Regions from separate parts of the Homo sapiens genome. Here region 1 is linked to region 2. A link is a loop called in an ENCODE intact Hi-C map of the cell type or tissue named here. Cell type or tissue: heart right ventricle. All regions are shown on one strand. Each heading gives the region's core, and the rest is flanking DNA. Links, peaks and the distances in the headings are about the cores only. Region 1 overlaps SLC35A5 (solute carrier family 35 member A5). Region 2 has its middle 4.1 kb from the start of CD200R1.

Evidence for each region. Hi-C counts contacts between places; a loop is a spot of excess contacts. Peaks named below come from ENCODE experiments on the same cell type or tissue, not always from the same donor. Only the 100,000 strongest peaks of a DNase experiment are listed, where the experiment ranks them.
Region 1: it touches region 2 in a loop (11-fold over the local background); 63 of 110 quality-filtered maps call a loop at or near these places.

What each region holds. Positions count from the first base shown.
Region 1 is chr3:112,580,946-112,583,873 of GRCh38, reverse strand. It overlaps SLC35A5 (solute carrier family 35 member A5), which reads right to left. Exons shown (of 7, transcript NM_017945.5): 6 at 2,548-2,928; 7 at 1-1,203. The coding sequence ends at 1,138. Among named protein-coding and RNA genes, the nearest start is that of SLC35A5, 20 kb to the right of the region's middle. In heart right ventricle, for the core only: CTCF peaks have their summits at 1,249 and 1,449 (motif pointing left); no DNase peak of the experiment used is centred there; H3K27ac peaks cover 264 bases.
Region 2 is chr3:112,977,742-112,980,669 of GRCh38, reverse strand. No RefSeq gene overlaps it. Among named protein-coding and RNA genes, the nearest start is that of CD200R1, 4.1 kb to the right of the region's middle. In heart right ventricle, for the core only: a CTCF peak has its summit at 1,220 (motif pointing right); no DNase peak of the experiment used is centred there.

The sequences.
Region 1 (2,928 bases), core at 240-2,739, 400 kb after region 2:
TTAATATCATCTATCACCTGACTTCTCTATCTACGAGAGTTAACTGGCTGCATGCAAAATACCATGAAAAATACCATGCACTTTTAAGTGTGAAGTAGCACTGTAAAGTGACTTATATATTACTGGTCTTTCTATTTTTAGAGTATTAATATTCATACATCAGTTAAAAGTCAACATGTGTTTGCTAAGTGATCCTTTTGAAAGGATCCCTTTAAAAGTTCCTAGGCATCAGCTTCACTGACAATCTGGTATGATTCTGAAGCCAGCATTTCAACTCTTGGAAAGATATACAATAGTCACAGCTTGAATTAGTAACTAATAAAATAAAATGCCCTCTTATTCTCCAAAATGTAATAATTCAGGAGTAATGACATCAAGATTTTTCTCCTCAAACTGAGGAGAAAAAAGCCCCACCGTGGCTTGTTTAAATGACTTAAAATACAAGTGGTAACTATGGTGACTAGGGAACCAATGTTTAAAACATCAAAAGATTATTACAAAAATCCAATTTCCCATGAATTTCTAAAAATTAAAATTCTGAGATGTTGTGTCTGAGAAACTGCTTCTTCAGCAAAATATTTAGCACAGACTACATCATCCCAAATCTATGGTATGGCCAGGTATTTAGGTCCTTCAACCAACGTTTTTAGAAAGGGTCCCGTTGCTCTTTACTTGCAAAATGACTATCTCTAGGGCCTCAAAATTCAAGAGACAACCTAGCTTTTATAATGTTAAAAAGGGAAGACTTTGGCATGTAAACTAGAACTACATGATTGTGAATATTTGGCAAATTGATCTCTATGTGTATATACAAGCTATAGCTAACATGATTATTACAAGTTTTTTGGAAGCTTGAAGGCCAAGGAAAATAATCTGCACATATAACTTTCTGATTTATCAAGTACTGAGATATTAATGAATTCTTCATATTGTTACTCCTGTATCAGTTCTTTAGAATTTCTTAGCCTTTGGGTACTCTAAGCCTTGGATGGAACCATTTAGGGAGTAGCTAGATATATGCAAAGAATATTAGGATTTAGAAACATTTCTGGTTTATCAAAGTGAAAAGATAAATATTACAAACACTGAAAATGTGAAAATAAGGTTCAAGAGAGCTGCAAACTATGTGGGTACCAGTTAGAAAGTATCTTCATCTGACTCATCACTCTTGGGTTTGGTAAGTCTTTCTAGTTCTTCTCCATCCTAAAAGGAAACATGAAAGCAGTAATTAGAACAAAACTGGAAATGTAGCATTTTTAAAGGGAAAACCTTACTAACAAATCACTGGTCTTACCTCATTAAGCTATAGATATAATCTGGTCAAATTAAATAAATACTTATGTTCTTGGAAAGTTAACTATAGAAGTATGAGAGGATAAAAAAGTGAAGTGTACTCAGTACTCAAAATTTCAAAGCTAACATGAGCAAAGTGAGGAGCACCACCTGCTGGTCTTGCAGAAAAATGATTAAAGGTTACAGAAATAGGTCTTCATAGGCCTTGTTACCTATATAGATTTTCTTTTGCTTAAAAATTAGAGCAAATGGCATTATCGGCTGTTGGAAAAGAATACAAGACTTCTGGATATACACTCTGGCTAAGAGCAGGGTATCCGAAACTCAAGATCCTAATTTTTTCATCTTTAGAATCTGTTGAATCATGACAGAGGCATTACACCCAGGGAAGCTCTGCTATGAATGTTATTAAGCAATAGATTATTTTTCCCAAAGAGTGAAATGTTCACTGTATAAAATATTTCATATTTTGTGTGCTCAAGAAAATTGTAAATCTAAAGCTAGATGTCTATTTCACTTATTTAAACGTATATTTAACTCCTTAATTGAATCTTCAAAGAGATCATTAACTTGCCAATAAAATGATTGACAGAGCCTTCCAAAACAATTGCAAGCAACTGGGAGATATTCGGAATAATTGCATAAGCATTTTTCTAGAAAATATTTTCCTCCTACTCGCCTTGCAAGGATCCTCTTGAAAACTACCTTTCTAGTGAAATAAACAAACCCTGCCCTTCTGGCATACTGGCTTATGAATAACCACAGGGAGGACTGAGGAGCCAGGCTTTCTATTCAACAGGACTTACTAATACGAAAGGCCAACTTCTCTCACAAATGAGCTTATTTTCCCTAACTATGGTGGAAAAGAAAGAGAAAGGGACTTGGAGTCAGACATAGGTGTACCAGTTCTTTCATTTATTATCTGTAAACCATTTTGCCTGTTTCTTGTAAAACTATGCAGACAGGACAAGACAACCTGTGAGGTATCTTCCAGGTGTATAATTCTATAGTATTCTATGAAGTAACACATAAGGTCCTTGAGATTGACTTATACTTTTTCTCTACACCTGACAGCATTGATTATGAGCCCTTGCAAACATCAGGAGTAAAAGGAATGTTTGTTGATTCGGTTTTAAAAGTCAGAGATCCAATACATTCTTTGACAAATCAGTACTGATTTTATTTTTTTCCTTGAATTAACTATGCTTTAAATTTGGGAAGAACAAGCAAAAAGGAACACCCTCACAAACTTACCCCACTGGAACGCTCCCAAAGATTGCCACTTAGATCTCGGATCCTTTCTTGCCTAGGTGCGTATTCCGGAACTTGAGGCTTGCTGGCATTATAAATAAATATAGAGAGAAGGACTGATGGGGCTTCCAAGAAAAATTCCAGGGAGGGCCTGAAGTCAAAGACCAGGACAGACACTGTTGTGATAATGACAGTGGTAACCTGGGCCATCAAGACATGGAACATGTTATCCAGGAACTTCAGAATGAAAGCCACTGAAAGGCCCTGGAATGCAGTTACAAAAATAAGGGCTACTGAAAATGCACTGTGGCCATAAAAAAATCCACAGTTCTTAATCTGATCACGGTTACTCCTCTGAAGGCCCAGAGTCAGCCCATTAAACAG
Region 2 (2,928 bases), core at 129-2,628:
ATGCTTTGCCTTGATGTTAGTTTTTAGCCAAGGTATATGATTGGGCTTTTCCTTTAAAAAATTTATTTCCATATCTTCTGGATTTCTCAGTTGACACTTACAGATGAAAATTACCTGACTGCCTCAGGGAGAAAATATCTTAATGCAGAGCTACTTCAAGGTTATATTTTTGACAAGATTTTCCATTAATTTGGTTTCTTGGGAATGAAAGACAATTGGCTGAGTGGAATATCATTGCATTTGAGACTAGATTTAGAGTGGATTATTTTCCAACATTTATTCAATTGGCAGACAAACACTGTGGGGTACCATCAACCCCCTTCATTGAAGGACTTTGTTGCTCCAGTGTTGACAGTGTTTTCCACAGTTCAGGGATTGGCCTCTTCATGGATTTCCTTACCCAAGGTCATGGTCTTTCCCGTGGCTATAACAAATGACTCATAGATGCAGAAGTGTAAAGATCTGCCCATTTCAGGACAACAGAGGACAACTCTAAGGGGCAGTTTCAGCTCTATAGCTCCCCATAGGGCTAGCTGATTCTGGTGTGGGCCTACCATATAGTGTGATTCCCTATACCCACATCAGTTTCTGTTCCTTCTTATCCCCAAGTGATGATCTGAGGTTACTCCTTAATATAATAACAATTCTTCACATTAAACTCCGTCTTGGAGTTTGCATTCCAGGGTACCCAAAGGTGGCAATCTTTGCAAATTTTCATGCAATGAGATAGGGAATCTATCTTCTATCCATCCATCCATCCATCCATCCATCCATCCATCCATCCATCCATTTATCCATTTCTTTACACTGCTGCTTTTAAAACAATTTTTAAATTTTATAGAGATGGGCTCTCACTATGTTGCCCAGGCTCGTCTCAAACTCCTGAGCTCAAGTGATCCTCCTGCCTCAGCTTCCCAAAATGTTGGGATTACAGGCATGAGCCACCATGCCTGGCAGCACTGTTGTTTTATTAAACCATCCTGGCAACTCAAAAGATTCATTTTTGTTTTTTTCAGCAACATTTCTTCAAGGTATAATATCTGTACTATCCATCAGGTAGTCATTTGTTATGTTGCAGCAGTTTCCAAAAGATGTAAATTAAATGTATAACATTTAGGCATGTTAGCATACTTTGTGATCAAAATCTTAATGTGAAGCTATTTTTGAATTTGCTAGATAAATTTACAAAAATCTTAGCATTGATTTCACCAAATTATCTCCAGGGGGCAGCAGAGAGTAATCTTAATGCAAATAGATGATTAGAAACAGCACAGGGTTTGCTTATTTATTTAAACAAAACAGACCAATTTTGAGCAGGTAAGGAAGAAAGAGTGAATTAGTACATAAATAGAGTCAGTAGGGGTTAGGAACCTGGGAGATGTATTGGAGACAAAACAGAGTTACCACCTTCAAAAAAGTAGATAGTAAAGCAGAGACTAATTAGCCACATAGTTTAAGAAGTAGACTTTGGAGTGAGATTTCTTGGGCTTGAATCCTGTTTCTATCACTTATCAGCTGTGTGGCTTTTGACAATTTACATAACCTCTCTGCTTTGAGTTTCCTCAATGGTAAGTGGTATTTACTATATAGGATTGTTGAGATAATTAAATTAGGTAATATTTATAAACTGCTTAGAACAAGATCAGGGTGTTAAGCTTAGGGCTTGACAAATACTTGCTATGGATCTGACCAGTGAGATTTACAGTTGATATTTAGCTAAATATAAAATGTGATTACTAATTTCTCTACTCTGATTTTGCTTATTTTGATACTGCACACATTTGATTTTCAAACATCTATTTCTCAATTTTCCTTTTTGTATAATCTGTAAAATTATAATAAAAAATAATCATTAATTCCAATATGATATATTTTTTCTAACTTTTTAAGAAGACTTTTTATACATTGACGTAGATCAACCATATATTAGGAGTAAAAATTTTCAAGAAAAATCAATATAATAGTAGGTATAAAAATAGAAGTATGCATTTTTTGAGGCTCTTTTAAGTTACTGTTTAGTCTATTTAATGATTGTCCATGGAGGAAGATACAGGATTTCAGATGAGTCTTGAGAGCATGGGTCAATGAAGGTTACAGAGAGGTAAATTGGAAAATAGAAAATGGAATATGCCCAGGAAAGCAGTCTTTTTATGCAACTGTATGTTGAATTATAGCATTTCTGTGGTAATTCATTAGATTCAGATCTGTAGTTATTGTACAAGGGAGCAGAGAGGAAGTAAAGACAAGAGTGGAGTGCTGTAGAGTTTGAGTCCCTTGAAATTCTTTAGACTATTCGGTATTGTTCTTTTTACCTCTGTGAAATTGGCATGTTACCACTTGGCTAGCAGTAGGACAGAGTAGATTGAGGGAATTAGGACTAAGTGTTTCGCTAGCATATTTGTGTGAGCGTGTGTGTGTGTGTTATGTTTGTGTGTGCACACATGCAAGTGTATAGAAGGGTAAGTCAGGCCAGATATCTAAGCCAGAGAGTTCACCAAAAGTAACAGTGACAAGGCAAGTAGTTATTGGCCCATTTTGCAAGAATGCACATCCAGAAAATTCAGCTATGGTAGGAAGGGCAGGCAGGTGCTGAAGTTCTCGGCAGTCAAGACTCAAATATAAGAGGTGAATGAGTCGGCAATGGTACTGGGGAGCAAAGGGTCCCGGGAACGAGAAGTCAGGAATAAAAGTCCATAGAATCTTTGCAGTAAGTATTCAAGAGCCATGCAAATCTTCTACATAATGGGGAGGAATCCCAAGAGGAAGGCTGCAACACTTCATCTTAAATGGTTTCAGTGTGGCTAAGTCTGAATCTGACATTGGAGAGAAAGATATACACCTGATTGGAAGAAGTTTACTTCAACAACATTTATAGTTATTACATCAATTTTCAGTTTATTGCAATTGATAAATTGAGTAAACCAGCCA